2 separate regions of the Homo sapiens genome follow, and region 1 is linked to region 2. A link is an interaction called in ENCODE POLR2A ChIA-PET data of the cell type or tissue named here. Cell type or tissue: OCI-LY7. All regions are shown on one strand. Each heading gives the region's core, and the rest is flanking DNA. Links, peaks and the distances in the headings are about the cores only.

Region 1 (9,804 bases), core at 3,770-8,769, 310 kb after region 2:
GAAATGCGGATGAGGATACAGAATGTGTGGAGAGAGCAGCTGTTGACAGTGTAATGGCATGTTGGTTAAAGGAATGAGAAAAGGAAGAAAGAGTGCAATAATGATAACTTTATGACTAAGACCCAGTTTAAAAGATTCACCTGACACCTAAGTTAGAAATGAGGGACACTTCTGATGTGCCAGAGTTCTTCACATCTGCGTGTTGGGGCACATGGCTCCCATGGAGGCTGTCCTGAGATGCAAGACTCCACAGCATATGGCGGTCTTCATGACAGCCCTCCACAGCATGGCTGCAGCCTGAGGCTCTCGGGTCCCAGTCACAGCCTAGCTGTGCTGCTGGTCAAGCTCTGGCCAACTCCTCTGCCTAAGCACCAGTTCCTGGCATTACAAATATCCTACCCTGACAATCACTGTAAACACTGTCTCCTTTTTTAAAAATAAAGTCTATCTCACCCTCATTATCTTGTGAGCAGGTCCTAGGTGTTATTGATTTATTTTAAATTTTTTGTTTGTTTGTTTTTGAGATGGAGTCTTGTTCTGCTGCCCAGGCTGGAATGCAGTGGCGTGATTTCAGCTCACTGCAACCTCTGCCTCCCAGGTTCAAGCGATTCTTGTGCCTCAGCCTCCCAAGTAACTGGGATTGCAGGTGTGTGCCCATCTAATTTTGTATTTTTAGTAGAGATGGGGTTTCGCTATGTTGGCCAGGCTGGTCTCAAACTCCTAACCTCAAGTGATCCACCTGTCTCAGCCTCCCAAAGAGCTGAGATTACAGGCATGAGCCACCACGCCTGGCCTGTTATTCATTTTTGTACCCTTGGCTCATAAAAAAGTGCCTAGCAGAGAGTAGTTACGTAATGGAGAATGAATGATTGCATTAATGCATTTATCAATAATTTAATATGGAAGCAAAATATTGGGCCATTACCAGTAAGTTTGGATGTGCTCCTAGCAATGGCATTAGAAAAATTTAAGAGTGTAACATAAGAAAATCAATAAATGGCTATGAATTGCACTGCTACGGTATGATCTGGATATATTTGCCTCCTAGCAGGAAATCACAAAATATAATGTCTTATGGCTTATTTGTTTTTTAAAAGGAAATGACTATTTCTGCTTCTAAATATGACTAATAATTGTTTATCCTAATGAAAAGGTAAGGGCAACAAAAAAGAATGATCTGAGCCTCTTATAGAATTGTTAGTCTGTCAGCTAGATGACAAACAATTTCTAATTTAGTGACATGACTCATATGCCCAGAAATTCCTGAGGAGGCTGTTCATGTTTGCGCAGAGACTTTTCTTGCCTCAGAAAGCACACCTTCACCACCAGGCTGTGGAGGGTCCTCTGAAGATGAGGGACTCTCAGGGCAACATGGGGGCATGGTGAGAGCTGAGGGTCCCACCTGCCTGACTACAAACTGCGTACTCAAAGGATGTCAGCACTTCTATGATAAGAAAACTGACAGGTTCATCTATCACTCATCCACCGACTCATGTCTTCAACAGACACTTACTAAACACCTCCTCCATGACAGTCGGTACGGGAAGGAGGAATACGAGGACAGTCTATAAAGCAGCCCTTGCTCCTTGGGAGCCCATAGAGTGGGAGAACCAAGGCTGACACACGAACTGGCTATGAGAGAACTGACACAGGCTGGAGAGTTGTACAAACCAAGAGAGCTCCAGCTTCTTATGGACAAGGTTCAGGAAAGGCTCTAGGGGTTGGGCCAAATGCAGAAGACAAGGCAGTCATTTACTAAAAATCTCAGATTCTTTCTCAAATGTGTCTATACCTGCAGTTCACTTTTTCAGGAGAAGTCCCTGGTTGTGGAGAGAAACGTTCAGATTTCCACTCTCTCTTGTCCCAAAACAGGCATCGGATCCACTGGAAATGTACTGTATAGTTCACTGCCTTAGCTAAATATCTGTTTGGAGGTTTTCTGTCATAGTCAGCATCCAATAAGGATAAATAGCCTACACTGGCATCTAAAAAGAGAAAACATAAATAAAAAGTACAACCTGAGGTTTGCAGAAAGGCATTCTCCATTTCAAACGCAGACAGAGTAGGCAGATAGGTGGGGACAAGGACTACAGATGAGCAAGAACTGAAAGACAGCATCAAATTCTAGCCATTTCCTGTCCCCGAAGCATTTAAATTTGGATTAAATCCACCCAGTCAAAGCTCCTGGATGCAGATACGAATTGAGGAATGGTAGAGAATTGGGAAGAAAAACAGTGTTTCTAGCATCCCGTATGTTCCAAGTGCCCCCTGACACCCTGAACAGGCCACACCCCCTGACCTTAGTGGGGATGGAAGAGGGTTGAGTCAGTTTCTTTAGCTGCCATTCAAGCCCACTTCCTGCTCCTCGCCAGTTTGTCAGCCAGCCTGCGAAATTTCAGTATACCCAGGGTCTAAACCCATTCTGGTAAGGACAGCACAATGACCCATGGAGTTTTAGCCTATCATTTTTTTTTTATGTTTAGCCTACTTTTTATATTTAGAAGCAGAAGTATTTAACATTCTACTTATTTAAAAATTGCCCAAGACTTTTTAATAAGTGGTGTTGGGACAACTAGACATTAGCCCTTTGTAAAAATATGGGCACCTCATGCTATAAAAAATAATAATAAACATTAGCAAATCAGATATCTAAATATGAAAGAAAAAACAAAAACAAACTGCACAAGTACTGAGGAACACATGAATGACTTCTTTTATAATCTGGACATAAGAAATAAATTTTGAACGATGGTTCAAAATCTAAGAGTCTTACAAGAAATGGTGGATAAATTACTATTTTAAAAATAGCCCTAACATATAAAGAGCTCTTAAACATCAAGAAAAAACAAACTCAATACAAAAGTGGGCATATATGAACAATTCACAGAAAAAAAGTGGATAATGGCTTTAAATATATGAAAAAATACCCAACTTAATTCATATAAAATGCATATTAAAATGAACATTTCTCAATTATAAGACTGGCAAAACTCAATAGCTTGAAAATACATCCTTTTGGCAAAGACGTGGGAAAACAGGCAGCTTCAGACACTGCTGGAGGTAAACGTGACAATACTTACCAAAACCACATAGGCATTTACCATCCGACCCAGGAACAGCCTATCTAGGAATTAAACTTGAAGATACACTCCTCCCCCTACATGTAATACAGTATATGCACAAGTCTTCCATGTGAATACATAGGAGACTGGCTGAATAAACTACGGTCCATCTATACAATGGAGAAGCACATAGCAGTTAAAAAAAAAAGATATCGATGAATAAATACATACGGAGTGATTTCTAAATATGTAATTTAAGTAAGAAAAGCACAATGCAAATGAGTGTAAGAAATAAGGGGAAATAATGTGGGTATGCATGGGCTTATTTTCCCAAAAAGAAACATCAGGAAAACAATTCCCATAAAATTATAATCATCGAGGCTGGGCGCAGTGGCTCACGCCTGTAATCCCAGCACTTTGGGAGGCTGAGGTGGACCACCTGAGGTCGGGAGTTCGAGACCAGCCTGACCAACATGGAGAAACTCTGTCTCTACTAAAAATACAAAATTAGCCGGGTGTGGTGGCGCATGCCTGTAATCCCAGCTACTCAGGAGGCTGAGGCAGGAGAATCACTTGAACCCAGGAGGTGAAGGTTGTGGTGAGCCAAGATCGTGCCATTGGACTCCAGCCTGGGCAACAAGAGTGAAACTCCAGTCTCAAAAGAAAAAAAAAATTATAATCATTGTTCTTCACAGAACTAGACAAAACAATCCTAAAATTCATATGGAATCACATAGCCAAAGCAATACTAAGCAAAAGGAACAAATCTGGAGGCATCACATTACCAGACTTCAAACTATACAACGAGGCTATAGTTACCAACACAGCATGCTACTGGCATAGAAATAGGCATGTAGACCAATGGAACAGAATGCAGAACCCAAAAATAAGGCCAAATACCTAAAGCCAATTGATTTTTGACAAAGCAAACAAAAACATAAAGTGAGGAAAGGACACCCTATTCAACAAATGGTGCTGGGATAATTGGCTAGCCACGTGTAGAAGAATAAAACTGGATCCTCATCTCTCATTTTATGTAAAAAATCAACTCGAGCTGGATCAAAGACTTAAATCTAAGACTTGAAGCTGTAAAAATTCTAAAAGATAACATCAGAAAAACTCTTCTAGACATTGGCTTAGGCAAATAATTCATGACCAAGACCCAAAAGCAAATGCAATGAAAACAAAAATAAATAGATAGGACCTAGTTAAACCAAAAAGCTCCTTCAAAGCAAAAGAAATAATCAGCAGAGTAAGCAGACAAGCAACAGAGTAGGAGAAAAAATTTGCAAACTATGCATCTGACAAAGGACTGGTATCCAGAATTCATAAGGAACTCAAACAAATCGCAAGAAAAAACAAATAACCCCATCAAAAAGTGGGCAAGGACCTGAACAGACAATTCTCAAAAGAAGATATGTAAATGGCTAAAAAATACTCAACACCACTAAGTAATAGGGAAATGCAAATTAAAACCACAATGAGATACCATCTTACTCCTGCAAAAATGGCCATAATTTTTAAAAGTCAAAAAATAATAGATTTTGGTTGTGTATGTGGTGAAAAGGGAATACTTTTACACTGCCTGTGGGAATGTAAACTAGTACAACAGAACCAACCTAAATGCCCATCAACCTACGAGTGGATAAAGAAAATATGGTATGTATGCACCATGGAATACTACTCAGCCATAAGAAGGAACAAAATAATGGCATTTGCAGCAACCTGGATGGAGTTGGAGACCATTATTCTAAGTGAAGTAACTCAGGAATGGAAAACCAAATATTTTATGTTCTCACTTATAAGTGGGAGATAAGCTATCAGGATGAAAAGGCATAAGAATGACATAATAGGACTTTGGGGACTTAGGGGTAAGGATGAGGGGGTGAGAGATAAAAGACTACACATAGGGTGCAGGGTATACTGCTCGGGTGATGGGTGCACCAAAATCTCACAAATCACCACTAAGGAACTTATTCATGTAACCAAAAACCACCTGTTCCCCAAAAACTACTGAAATAAAATAAAATAAAGGAAACAAATGAAAACAATTACCTATAAGGACTAGGTGATAACAAGGTATAAGAATAAGGCTGTTGAAAGATTTAGCTCTGAATACATACATCTTTAAATGTGCTTTAGACATCTGAACAATAAAAATGTCTCACAAATTCAAAACATAAATTAATGTTAAAAAATGGGGACGGGCGCCGTGGCTCACGCCTGTAATCCCAGCACTTTGGGACGCCAAGGAGGATGGATGACCCGAGGTCAGGAGTTCAAGGCCAGCCTGACCAACATGGTGAAACCCTGTCCCTACTAAAAATACAAAAATTAGCTGGGTCTGGTGGTGCATGCCTGTAATCTCAGCTACCCACAAGGCTGAGGCAGGAGAATCGCTTGAACCCAGGAGGCAGAGGTTGCAGTGAGCCGAGATCACACCATTGCACTCCAGCCTGGGCAACAAGAGCAAGACTCTGTCTCAAAAAAAAAAAAAAAAAAAAGGATAAAAGTAAGGCTTAGCATTAAGTACATGCAAAAAAGTGAACCTAGCTGTATATAAAACGTATAGCAAAAACCCACAGAGAAAATAATTAATTCAACTAACTTTTGACTATGTGCTCTTACTGTAATATATCATGTAAGAATGTAAAGTCAAAACTAAACAAAAAATCTAGAAAGAAATATTGAACTTTATCTGGTAGGTTTGTGATTGTTAGGGGTACAGGTGCTTTAATTCTAAAACGATTTGGTGTATACTGTAGGATAGAGCAAAGTGAATTTTGCTCTTTGGAAACTGGCTCTCAAGTTCTCATATTTTGGCAACTGGAATTCTCACTGTAGGAGAATGGGGATCTGAACACACAATGGGAGAAAGTAATAAGGAACCCTGGGTGTTGGATTTGAATTAAGGCATTGTGATTAACTCATTTTACACACACATACACACACACACACAGACGTTAAATCAGTGACGCCCCAATAGCAATGAGCAAATGTGATGCGCAGTTCTTGTGTTCTAATGTCATTTCCCATCAATGAGCCAAGCCTCATTGAGGACATGGCCGGTTCCAAGGAAGGGCTGGCCAAACACAGGATAAGCCAGGACACGCTGGTGTCCCAGAAAGTAAAGAAGCACTTGAGGATTGTGATGTCATGTCAAGAAAACCTCAGGAAGCATCTTGGAGGAGCTCCCACTGGAATAATTTGTGCATCAAAAAGTAAAATAATGGAGGTGAACTAAACACATTGAATTTTTTTTTTAACACATTGAATTTTTAAGAAACACCATGCACCATAGAGACAAGAGAGCAAGAGTAAGACAGAGAGAGACTGAAGCTCTTCTTTACTGAAGAATGCCAGCTAATTCATGGTGGAATTAGCAAATCACCGTTTTGTAGCCTTCTATGTACCTATATCACCCATGGATCCTTAAAATCATGGGGTGACAGTTTGTAAGGCAAGAAGATACTAAGGTGGTCTCAAAAGTATCATCTCACAAAGGGGAAAATGGAGAGATTGGAGGTTCTTTCCCCAAGCAAATTACCAAACTTAGCACCATCGCCTATGGAATATGCTGCCAATCATCTGTGAACTGAATTTAATCATGAGGAAACAGTCAGGCAATTTCCTGAATGTACAACATGCAGAAAATAACTAACCTAAGCTCATAAAAAAAAGTCTGAAAAAAAGGCAAAAATTGGGAGGGTGTTGTAGATTTTTAAAGGGACTATATAAAAACACAGCAACAAAATGCATTCATGAACTTTGACCTACTTCTGATTAAAAAATATAAAGAGCTATAGAAGGCATTTGGGGGGATTTTAAAAATTTAAATGTGGATAACAGAATAGATATTCTTGAATTAATGTTGATTTCTTTTCCTTATGATAATGTACTGAGTTTTGTAGGGAATGCCCTTGTTTTCATGAGATGTTTAAGTATTCAGGGGTGGTATGTCATGGGGCCTGCAACTTTCTCTCTAACGGCTTGTCCTCTCCCTCAAAAACATCCCCCACCCACATGTGCACACCTGTACACATGCAGATAAGGCAAATGTGGCAGAAATCAACAAATGGTGAATCTCAAGGAAAAGGATATGGGTATATGTTGTGCGTATTTTTCTAATTTTCTATCAGCTTGAAATTACAATAAAAACTGTGAAAAAGAACACATGAAATGCAACATTAAAAAATACCATTGAGAATTTGAATTTGATGAGCAATACAGTTTGATTCATTTTTAAAAGAAACAAATACTGGTTCTCAGAAGAAAATAACTATATCCCAGTAAACATGTAGAGACAATGGGTCTGGCGCACTCACTGACAGTCAGAAGCCAGCTCCTCTCCAGGGCCAGGGCCTGTGGAAGTCAGTGTAAGGCGCGTGTCTGGTGAGTTGCCTGTGGGTGCCACTTCAGCCCACTGAGCTCCAGTTTCTTGCTTTTTTGGGGAAGGGGTTACTGAGGCTCAGAATCCTAAGCCACCAGGGGCAGACCACGGAGAAGGGGTGAGCCCCAAACTTCACACTCTGCCCCCACACTGCTTCAGAGGGGGTCCTGTGCCCTATTGATACGTGAGACACAGAGACGTCTCAGAAGTCCTGGGTCAACTCTGAGGTCAGGGAAGCTCAGCAGAGGTTAGTTTGAGGGAAGCAAGGCAGGAGGGTGCTTCAGGCAAAGACTTAGCCTGAGCACAAGCAGAGCCCTAAGGATCAGGAGGAGGCGCCAGAGACCACCTGGGAAGAGATGGGTAGGGCAGTGAGCAGCACCAGCCACTGCATCACAAGGATGGCGCTCATCATGGGGCAGTTTCCATGTGTGGGATCTATAGTGGAGCAGTTTGTTTATAAGCAAGCAGAGAAAGGATTCTGATGTTTTTGTCATGAATAAAGAAAAACACCACTATACATACAAAGGTTATAGGGGATGTTTTAATCATGTAAACAGAAAGGGAAAATAAGGCGCCCTGTTCACTGACCTTTCTGAGAAGCAGCAGGTATATAAATCTGCACAATTGACTCATCCCAGAAGTAGATCTGCTTCACAAGAAAATCAGAGGGAGTAGGTTTCTCAGAGAATCTAGGAGATAAAAACAAAATAGGGATTTCTCATTTTTTTCTTCTCTCTCAAAGGTTTTAGTCAAATTTCTATCAAGAGTTTACTCAATTTGTGCAAAACATCCTTGTCACTGCAAGGAGGTAGCCTGGGACTAAAAAGGGTCAATGTGCTTAATTCCACAACACCACCTGGTCTCTTAGTAAAAACTCCTACATAACACTTTCACCCTGCATCTCATTAAAAACAAACACTTTGGCCAGGCACGGTGGCTCACACCTGTAATCCCAGCACTTTGGGAGGCCGAGATGGGCGGACCACCTGAGGTTGGGAGTTTGAGACCAGCCTGACCAACATGGTGAAACCCCATCTCTACTTAAAAATACAAAATCAGCTGGGCGTGGTGATGCGCACTTGTAATCCCAACTACTCGGGAGGCTGAGGCAGGAGAATCACTTGAACCCGGGAGGCAGAGGTTGCAGTGAGCGGAGATCACACCATTGCACTCCAACCTGGGCAACAAGAATGAAACTCTGTCTCAAAAACAAACAAACAAACAAACCAAAAAAAAAAAAAAAAAACACCAAAAACCAAACAAACACTTCAGTAGCAAACAAGTACAAGAATGGCCAGCACAGTCTGTAGGAATAAGACAAACAGCACTGGCTACACGTGGTTAGGGAGGGGCACTGCAGCACCCACACGTATGTTTGCATGTTTGTGTTAACTCTTTACCGTAACCTGTTTGCAGATAAAAGATAGCAAGCACAAAACTAGACTAAGTAGTAGTCTTAGTAGTTAGACTCAGAAATTCCTCAGAACTGATTTACCTTTTCTGCATGTGACTTAAAGAATTAAATTAAAATCCAAACTCTAAGCAGACAGCCACTTTTAGACATCGAATGCTTAGCTCATTTGGCAGAATGAGAGTCAGGCCAATAAGCAGAGATTAAACTGCGTGCTAAGGGCTGTGTGGACAGCGCCTGTGTAAGATACAGCCTTGCTCACGAGAACCCTTTAATCTAGTTGAGATGCCCACCTAACCAACCAGGAGCAGTAGAACAGTGAGCATCTTTGCCACATAGACTAAACACACGGGGACTCCGAGAAGGAAGGTGATCAAGGCCCTGCCCATCCAGACCTCCAACGAACTCTGCAGACTGGTGGTTTCCATTAGCACATTTGCTGTAGAATTTCAAAGAATCTTTTCAATAGTCACTTACCTTCCCAATAGTCAATTACCTTCCCAGGTAATTTATTTATTAACTGGGGCCTATACAAATCTCATGAACTCAACATTCCTGAGAAAAATAATTATTTTATGAAGTTTCCTTAGATATATAAATTTAAACACATTTTCTCCTTTTGGAAAAATAAAAAAAAATCTTGCTCAGACCTATACTGAAAGAATTAGATTTCTAAATGAGACTGTATGCATTATCACTAATAATTATAATGCTTCTCACTCTAATAATGTTAACAGGCAGGAATTCAAACTCAAAAACCAAAGTCAGGAAGCTTAGCATCCAAACAGCAGAATAGATAACAATTTCTTTAAACAATGAGCCTCATTATTGCTTTAAAAACACAATTTAATTCACTGATTTTTTGTCACAAAACATTCTTAAGGACAATATGTCTTACTCCAATCTCATTGTAGCTGTCACCATCAACACACCTTACTAGC
Region 2 (9,804 bases), core at 2,653-7,652:
GCCTGTGGTCTACGGTGGGCAGCGGAAGAGACCCCTGCCTCAGAGCAGGATAGGGGGCCTTCTAGTCTCAGGCCAGCTAACCCTGTACTCCTACCACTGGCCTTCACTCCAGGCCCAGCCTAGGAGCAGTGTCCCAGAGCTCAGCCTTTATGGCTCCAACACTCTAACTTCAGATCTACAGCTCCACTTGCAACTCCACATGCCTTGGATGTGGGGAGCAGTCTGGGTGGGCTAAGTCGTGGCCTTTATGGCTGACATATGTGCAAATTCCAGCCATCAATTCAACTGGCTGACGTTAACCTCTCAAGTTCTGGCACTAAATATCCATCTTTCTGTTTCTGCAGTAGAAGAGCAAAGCTGCTCTTCAACTTTTAACTACAAAGGAAAAAACCTCCTCCTAGAACACACCATTCTGGGTTCCAATTCCTCACTAAATCATCACCTGGCAGACAAGCAGGCATTCTCATTTCCCCCTGTCCTTCAAATGACACCATTATTCACCTTTTTCTATATTCATTCCTTCATTCATTTTTCTGTATACATTCATCATTTTTTTCCTATAGCATATCCAAACTTTAGTCTTTTCAAACATTTTTCCCTGAGAACACATCTGTATCGTATTCATTCCAGATTGCTTCACATCTGACACAATACCAGGTACATAGCAGTGCCTACAAACAGCTAAGAACAGGATATGCTGCTGTCATGGTTTACCCAGGGCAAACACGCCCAGAGGTCAGCTGGATCTACCACCGCCCTTACCATGGTGCCCACAGGAACCGGCCAAAGAAATCTGAATTCAGCAATGAACAGATAGCCCCCAGCAGGATAAAACTCCTCCAACCTGAGTACCAGGATTCATACTCTCTGGGGTCCACCCAGGAACAACGGCCAGGAGCACAGGCCAGCCCACTGCCTATGCAAGCCAGAGTGGAAGGCAAATGGTTGAAGGTGGCTTTTTATTGCAGGGATACCCTGAATCTGCTCTTACTTATTTAAAAGAGTAGCCATTCAGAAAACTCCCACACTTCGTTACTAGTAACAAATATCGTGCGTGTGATAAACCTCCCCAGTGAGGACAACAAACTGATTTTTCACTGGCAAGAAACAGTGCTCAATCCTAAGGCGAATCCGCATTCATCAGCAGGCCGCCTCTCCAGCCCCTCTCCCTGCCCCCGACTCTGACCTCCTCCTGCCAGGCTTGCAATCTAGGCTCTTACACTCCAGGGTCCTTCTGCTCTGCGCCCTTGGGCTCACTTGGGGCTTCTCCCAAGGCAGTTTCCCATTCTCCTTTCTGGCTGAAAACCGCTGTCCTGGGCTCAGTTGAAGATCCGCCCCCCATCTGACCTCCCAGACTGGTTAATCATCCTCCATGGCTGAGCCACTCAAGGATGGTTGGGGCCCTGACCCTCTAGTGTGGTCATAAGTCTTGTACCTCCAATAGGAAGTCCTAACCTTGTCTGGGATTTTCCACACACAGCACCAAGCAGGAGCAATAAACACTGGTGCAGGAATGAAAACATTCTCCTTTGCTGTATTTCCACCACATCAACACCGGTGTTCACTGCCTGTCTCAGACCACACCCTTCTGAGTCCTCCCAGAAGTAAGCTGTAGCTGAGGGTCTGGGGATGCGAAGGGACTCAGAAGCCAGGGCACAGACTCCTCCAGGCACAGACCCTCACCTCAAAACTTGGGTGGCAGACTGGCCTCACTCCATCTTAAAGCCACAGTGAGCTCTGTGCTGCTGCCCAGCTTCCAATTTTCTTCGTGCTTTGCCACAATCCTCTGTGCTTTTTACTCGCCAGGTTGTCTCACCCTAGCTTCTGACTGCACTTGGTTCCCAGGAACAAAACAAGGTTCTTCCCAGGAACAAAACGAGGTTCTTCCCAGGAACAAAATGAGGTTCTTCCCAGGAACAAAACAAGGTTCTTCCCAGGAACAAAATGAGGTTCTTCCCAGGAACAAAATGAGGTTCTTCCCAGGGAGGATGAATTCCAGACGGCTAAGGCAGACATCAGCAAACCAGCCATCAGGAAGAGAGGCTACATCTCAACCTGGGTTGGAAACCCAGCTGGAACTAGGGACATGAGCCCCTCCATGAGTCAGACTTTAACACCAAGTACAAGGTTCCCTGGGGGAGAGCTGAGGGGCCACTCGTGCCCGTTTTGTCACTGGAAACTGGAGGCTGCTCCTATGAGTCCATTCCCTCACACGATCATGCATTCACCCACAGATACGTGAGCAACGTGTGTGCTCGATGTCAGAGGAAATACAGCGGCTGGCTCACCCCGCCCCTCCCAGAGGGACGATCTACACGCAGTGTTAGGAGGGGGCACGGAGTCCACAGATCATGGGAAGAACTCCATGAATGGCCTGTGACTTGAAGCAGAAGCAGACACTTTCCAGACAGGAAAAGAGGTGAGGAGAGGCAAGGGTGGTAAAGCGCCGTATTTTTGGTGAACTGGCCAAAGGCTGGGTGGCTAATGCACAGCTGTGTTGGGACACTGAGGGTAGACAGGGCTCAAGAAGCAAGTACAGGGTGGTGAGCAGGATTGCACAAAGCAGTCACAAGGAAGGAGGCCCCAGTACCGAGCTGGGCTGGACTCCAACGTCACAGGGGGCTCTAACTGGCAAAAAGGAAAAAGCATCACAGGTGTATGTTCATCCTGGAGGACCCCTGGCAGTCCTGGGAGGACACTCGGGAGAAAGCAGGAGTGGACATGGAAACTCTAGGTAAGAGAACCTCAGCCTCGGGCAACAGCCCTAGAAACACAGATAAATGTACAGGGGAGAGGACGGCCATAGCAGTGGAGAGGTGACGGGAGATTGGTCATGCACAGGATGATTGAGCATAAGGATCTGTGAGAAGAAAAATGGGAGGCACCTTCGGGAGGAGCTTGCTAGTCTAGAATGGGGGACATTATAGTAAGCCCTGTGTTGGGAGACAGGAATCAGATATTGGTGTGACTCAGAGTTTCCAATCTAGAGACGTAGATACATCTAGAAATCAAAGTAGATGTGAATGTGTGTATACGAACCAGTGCACACACACACATGCACACACACACAGAGATACTCCCAGATCTGTCCTTGGAGGGTGCGGAGGCTCCAATACCAACAGTCACCCCCCAATGAGCCTGAAATCTCTTCTTTTTGGCCAGAAAGTAAGACAGTGCTCACAGAACAATGGGTTTTTTAACAAAAAGACACAGGGGCCAGCCTGAAGAGGCTCCCACCAGGCAAACTGTAAACAACTTGGAGATCAAAATAGTGATAATATTGGATTATGACCCATTGAATACAATACAAATCCAAGACTCTTTGAGTCCCTACTGATAGAAGCAAATGACCGAGGCCGGGCGCAGTGACTCACGCCTGTAATCCCAGCACTTTGTGAGGCTGAGGCGAGCGGATCACAAGGTCAGGAGATGGAGACCATCCTGGCTAACACGGTGAAACCCTGTCTCTACTAAAAATACAAAAAAATTAGCTGGGCATGGTGGCAGGCACCTGTAGTCCCAGCTACCCGGGAGGCTGAGGCAGAAGAATGGCATGATCCTGAGAGACGGAGCTTGCAGTGAGCCGAAATTGTGCCACTGCACTCCAGTGTGGGCAACAGAGCGAGACTCCATCTCAAAAAAAAAAAAGCAAATGACCACAGAGACAGTCTCAGAGAGGCAATGGGAGTCCTGGGAGCAGGTTATTAGGAAGCGTAAAGGTCTCAGCTTCCATGCGTCGTGGGATGGGAGACTCGGGAGTTATGTGCAGTGGAGAGACAGAATCTAATAGGCTGTCACTGGTTGATCTTTAGAGAGAATACATAGTCTCTAAATACTTTCCTTTATTTACTATAAAAGGGAAAAGAGTAAGTCAACAACAGAGAAAGCTTCAGTCTCCACCTAATCAAGGGGTCAAGGTGACCATGACCTTGGATGGGACAAGCCATGGTCAGCGCCACCTGTGATTCAGAGATGAGAATATGCATTACCACTGGGTGTTTCTGCAGAGAGGCATCATCTAAACCAAATCCTCACCACACCTTGGCCAGACAACCCAAGTGAGGGGTGGAGAGTCCAAATCCTTAGTCCCTCTGACGTGTGCTCACAGAGCCACTGTCCTGGCAGGATCCAGCCCTGATTCCCGATTCCTAGCCTCAGTGCTCTGAAATTGGGGCCACCAGATACTCTGGGCAGATGACTCCTAGCTCTCCTCTACCCACTACATGCCCGTCGACACGAAATCTGACATGGCCAGTCCCACTGCTCCATGGCTTGAGGGTGTCCGAGTGTGAGGGAGTTTCTATGTGCCACCTAAAGCACATTTAAAAGCACTTTACGGCCGAGCACGGTGGCTCAACCTGTAATCCCAACACTTTGGGAGGCTGAGGAGGGCAGATCACGAGGTCAGGAGTTCAAAACGAGTCTGGCCAACATAGTGAAAACCCGTCTCTACTAAAGATACAAAAAATTAGCCAGGTGTGGTGGTGGGCGCCTGTAATCCCAGCTACTTGGGAGGCTGAGGCAGGAGAATCATGTGAATCCAGGAGGCAGAGGTTGCAGTGAGCCGAGATCACGCCATTGCACTCCAACCACGGGGAACAGTGCAAGACTGTCAAAAAAAAAAAAAAAAGGCACTTTGCCTCTGATATTGAAAAAGACTGCCTTCAGTTTAAGGAATTTCTGACATCAGCAAGTTGTTGCCAGCTCTCATCTGCAGAAATTGAGCCTGGCCCTCTCTCCTTGTCCAAAGGTGGGAACACTGGTCACTGGGCAGCAGGAGGCCCAGACACTGTCTCTAGGGGCAGGTCTTGTACCTGGGCCCTGTCCAAACACAGACTTTGGGAAAATCCTCCCTTTTGTCTCTTTCCCTGTGCAGCCAGCTTGTGCTCCATCCGAAATCCAGAAGGGACAGTGTAACAGTGTGCCTCCCAGGGCACTCACCCTCTGGGACATTCAGGAAGTGTTCAGGCACACTTGCATCTCACCTATCCAGCAAACATCTTCACACCTGTTCCCCAGGGCCATGCTGGAGGGGGAAGACCAGCAGAGGACTTTCGGTACGTCAAGTCCCAGGGGCTCAGGATATGTGCATGGGGCACCTGAAAGACTGGAGAGGTGGGGAGCTGACTTCCAGTCCCTGCGGTGAGGGGGCTTTCGCCCAGGCTCTTAGTGACCCAGCGACATCCTAGGAGACAAGGAGTCCAACTCCCAGAGTGGTATTAATGATCAAAGATGCCATTTGTGAAGTGCCTGACCCTCAAGATGGTCCAAAGCTGGAGTTACCCACTCGGGTGGAAGCAGGACTTGAAAGCAGTACTGCTTTGTCCTTTACACAACACTGTTTCTCATGAAAATCACAGACACTCAGTAGATAACGTGATGAATGAGAGTCCACTGGCCACAGAGGAGAGTGTATTTATTCCACCAGGTTAACCAAAACGTCTCCATTGGCTACAAAGTTCCCGGGCACGCAGCCTGTCCCCACCCATGGGAGTCCCCTGGGGTGTGCAGGCTGTCAATGAAATGTCATTCTGCGACTGCCACACTTCAGGGCTTCTTCTGACAAACAGATGGTGACTTCTGACATCCTTTGCATGGTGTTTTTGCCCGCCCTGGGGAAACCAGCATTTGTTTCCCTCTGCTCTGACTCGTCACAGAGTTCCTTCCCCCTGACTTTGAGAAGTAAATAAAAAATGCTTTCCTTACAAAATTCCCCTCCAGTGGGTGCTTCTTCCCTCTTCTCTGCTCAAAACAGAGCTGTTTCATTACAGACTGTGCACAGGAGAGCAAAAGAAAGTGTTAAATTAAGGTGGCTCTCCCCAGCCCCCTCCAGCTAAGTCCCTGGTAGGATCTCGCCCCCTTCCCTCCCTTCAGAGGAGCAGGAAGAGTCAGAGGCTGGTGCCAAGAGGAGCATCTTCCTTCCTTCACCTATCCATGGGTCGGGGGTGGGGGTGCCCAGCCCAAAAGATAAACAAGGGCCCACCTGTCTCCACCTCTCACAAGCACGGAGCACACCTTTCTCATGGTAAAACGGACCCCCACAGCTACGGGCTCTCTGTGTGCCTCCAAAATCCATATGTTGAAATCCTCACCCACGAGGTGACGATATTAGGAGGTGAGGCCTTTGGGAGGTGCTTAGGTCATGAGGGGAGACTCTGCATGAATGGGGTTAATGCCTTTAAGAAAGGGACCCCACAAGACCCTTCACCCATTCTGCCATGGGAGGACACAGATAGAAGGTGCCTTGGATGAACCAGGAGCCAGCCCTCACCAGACAATCTGCCAGAGCCTTGATCTTGGACTTCCAGCCTCCAACTGTGATAGCTTCCAGAACTGCCTGAGGTCGCAGAGCTAAATAACCACAAGCCCAAGTCCCCAGGTCCAGCTTACAGACCTACTGCTACCAATGGGTGTCCCAGGACCCAGGCACGGATCAGTAGGCATCCCAGCACTTCCAACAAGCCAGTTTCCTCCTGTCAAATGAGCTGCCCCACCTATTCTAACCGAAAATGAGAACATAGGAAACTGTCTAGTTAATAGGTGCCCTGTGCTGAGGACATCATGATTTACTTTTCCACTCCTTGCCAAGCATTTCTTCACCATCAAGTTGACTCCAAGCAGAAGAACCCTGCAGAGTTAGTTGTACGAAAAGCCTGGAGATCCACGATGTTAGGACTTACTCTGCCACTTTGAGCACCTCGAACACTAAAAACGGAGAGAGGTATGTTCACTTCCTCCAGGGGGGTAAAGAAAAAGGACACAGTTGTTGGTGTTGTGCCTGGCCTTTTAAACTCTTCCGTGATAATACATTGAGATGCGTAAGAGGGCATTTTTTTTTTTTTTTTTTTGAGACGGAGTCTCGCTCTGTCGCCTGGAGTGCAGTGTGGCACAATCTCGGCTCACTGCAACGTCCACCTCCCAGGTTCAAGCGATTCTCCTGCCTCAGCCTCCCAAGTAGCTGAGACTACAGGCATGCACCACCATGCCCAGCTAATTTTTGTATTTTTAGTAGAGACAGGGTTTCACCATATTGGCCAGACTGGTCTCTTCTAGAACACTGAGGAAGAGCTAGATGGTAGTGCATGCCACTGGTCACGAAAGGGGAGGGCTTTCTACACTCCCCTCCCATAGAAATCTCTGTTACTGTTTGATGTGGACAAGGCGCCCAAGGCTCTAGGAAGTTTAACAACCTGCTCAGCTTCAAAACCTGCACCAGATCCTTAAACAGGGTGCTGACAGCAAGAGGACCCAGCCTGGTCTCCCCTCCCTTGGGGGGCTCCCATGGGAAGGCTGGGGCAGTGGGAGGCGGGTCACCCACAGATAGCCATCTCAGTTACCACTGTCCTTTCGGAAACCTCTCTAATCGACCCCCGTCCTTTCACACCTCCCCAGTTTCTTCCTGACCGAAAATGCCCCAACATTGCCTGACTTAGATCAGAAAATGACCACTGGACCACATCTGGAACTGTGGGTAATGAAGCCCTAGGGGATCCCACCTGGGGGCAGCCTGAGCAGTTCTCAGCCAACACTGCTCCTCAAATCCCCTGCAGGAGCTGGTTAAAAACATACCGACATCACACAAACTCCACCCCTACCACTTACACCACAGTCAGGGGACTCCACAGTCTTGGGGGAACCCTAGGCAGTGATATTTCTTCACAGTCTTCCCAGGAGCTCTGATTTGTAGTTGGGTTAAGAAGCACAGAGAGCCATGAGATCTGGGGATAGAGGCAGGTGCCCTGCTCTCCTGTAGCCTGGAGCCTCCCCCAGGAGGCCTGGACTGAGGTGGTCCAGAGAGCTGCGGCGGACCCCGACCCCACTCCTCTACTCACTGCCTGCGGGTTTATTATTAATTATTCTGGGCCACAGTTTCTTCATCTGCTAAAGCGGATGATCAAATTGCAACCGACCTCAAAAGCTTCTAATGAGGCGCTGAGGCTCAGACCTTAACCATCTTACCTGAGCCACTTGTCTCACGTGGCGTCCACGTCCGGCACCCCCTGGCCTCACACACAGTCACCGCACAGCAGCACTGCTGTTCCGGAGCTGGACTGAGCTCCCAGGACCTGCCGTCACCGCAGGAGAGCTCCTTCCTTACAGTCTTCCTGCGTCCCAGCCCTGTGCACATCCACTGAATAAGAGCCTGAGGAAAACCCCTCCCCAGGTGGCCCAGGACGGTGAGGTGCTGAGGCTGGGAGCCTGTGGCAATTTCTACACATCTGTTTTCAGCTTCCTAAAAGGTTCGATGTATTGCTCTTATAATTTTTTTAAATATCACTAAAGTATACTTACAGCATAGTACTCACAATCCTCTTATCCTCCTTATTTAAAAAAAAAAGTTTTTAAATGTTATTCAAGCAAAGAAAAAGGCAGTTCAAGTCCCACCTCACCACTGAAGCTTCTCATCCCATGTCTGCAGTGACAGCCATCACTGTCCACCCAGGCTAGCAGGGAACAGACATGGGCTTGCGGCATACCCCACTCATACTATAAACTACGCGTGTGCCAAGACCACGGTCTCTCAGTGTGTGCGCTCAGCACCCGCCTGGTAAGACACGGCTGTGCTCAACAGGCGCTGCGGATGGAATGACTAAAATGACAAAGACAGACGCCAGGTTTTAAGGTCACCCCCTTGACTACCACACCCCTCAGTCACGCCCTGGGCTGGGCCTTTGGAACACCCTGAGCTGTGGCCTCCTATCTGCTGCCCTTTGAGTTTCTGATTAGATGGTTTACAATTATACTGGCAGGGTTCATCTGTCCATTCATTCATTCCCGAGTTTATAGCCTAGGAGGGAGCAGAGAGAAGATAAAGCCAAGGAGGCAGTGGACCCTCCAGGGTGAGGAGGGAGGGAGGCAGTGTGTGTCGGGCTCCAGTGTAGACTGGGCCTTGACCAAAACAGGTAAGCAGAGGCTCAGGAGCAAAGGGTGGGAGTGGGGCGGAGGGCAAAGCGAAGAATTGTGTTGACTTCAACTGGACTAAGAATTAAGAGAGATAAGGGGCCTGTGTCGGGGAGTGGAAGGCAAGTGTGGGTGGGACGTGAAGGAGTAACCAGCACTCAGTGGAGCCCTGGGGACATTAGATTTGGAGGCATGCTTCTGCTGAAATTGCTGAAATTGCTGAAATTGCAGGGGGCAGCGGCACACACTGGACACGAAGACACTTTTATCAATGGGGTTCCGGGAGCTGCTCCTCCCAGACCTCTAGGTGTCCACTGTTAGTCACCAGCACAAGGTACTGGGGACAATCCTATAGTTCCATCAGATGGCCAGGTCCACATTGTGCATCTTCCCTGCATGAGGTAGGGAAGATGAAGGTCTGAGGGACAGCAAGCCAAGGTCACAGACTTCCAGGAGCCCTCAGCATGGCCCCACGTCTACGCCGCCATCCACCCCTCCACAGTCCTTTCTCATCAGTGCATAGCTGCTCTGTGCAGCAACACGCACAGGAGCTAAAGCCTCCCAACAAACCTCAGCCCAGAAGAAAATGGAGACCACTGCAGTTCACCAGCTCATGTGCATCGCTGCCAGGTGCCAAACCCAGATGCACATGCACAGCGGGCTCCAGCATTGTCCCCAGCCACCCTGGCTCTCATTCTCCAACTCCTGACGGAGTCTCACTCTGTCGCCCAGGCTGGAGTGCAGTGGCGCGATCTCAGTTCACTGCAACCTCTGCCTCCCAGGTGCAGACGTTTCTCCTGTGTCAGTCTCCCAAGTAGCTCGGACTACAGGCATGCACCATCACACCCGGCTAATTTTGTATTTTTAGTAGTGTTGAGGTTTCACCATGTTGGTCAGGCTGGC

What was found. Peaks named below come from ENCODE experiments on the same cell type or tissue, not always from the same donor. Only the 100,000 strongest peaks of a DNase experiment are listed, where the experiment ranks them.
Region 1: POLR2A ChIA-PET joins it to region 2 with 9 read pairs; 2 of 35 experiments call an interaction of 5 or more read pairs at or near these places.

The regions. Positions count from the first base shown.
Region 1 is chr7:47,845,087-47,854,890 of GRCh38, forward strand. PKD1L1 (polycystin 1 like 1, transient receptor potential channel interacting) reads right to left here. Exons shown (of 57, transcript NM_138295.5): 30 at 9,796-9,804; 31 at 8,041-8,141; 32 at 1,793-1,985. Among named protein-coding and RNA genes, the nearest start is that of PKD1L1-AS1, 55 kb to the left of the region's middle. In OCI-LY7, for the core only: CTCF peaks have their summits at 7,778 and 7,984; no DNase peak of the experiment used is centred there.
Region 2 is chr7:47,538,313-47,548,116 of GRCh38, forward strand. The region is part of intron 1 of TNS3 (tensin 3); the gene reads right to left. Among named protein-coding and RNA genes, the nearest start is that of TNS3, 39 kb to the right of the region's middle. In OCI-LY7, for the core only: no CTCF peak of the experiment used is centred there; a DNase peak (open chromatin) is centred at 5,579.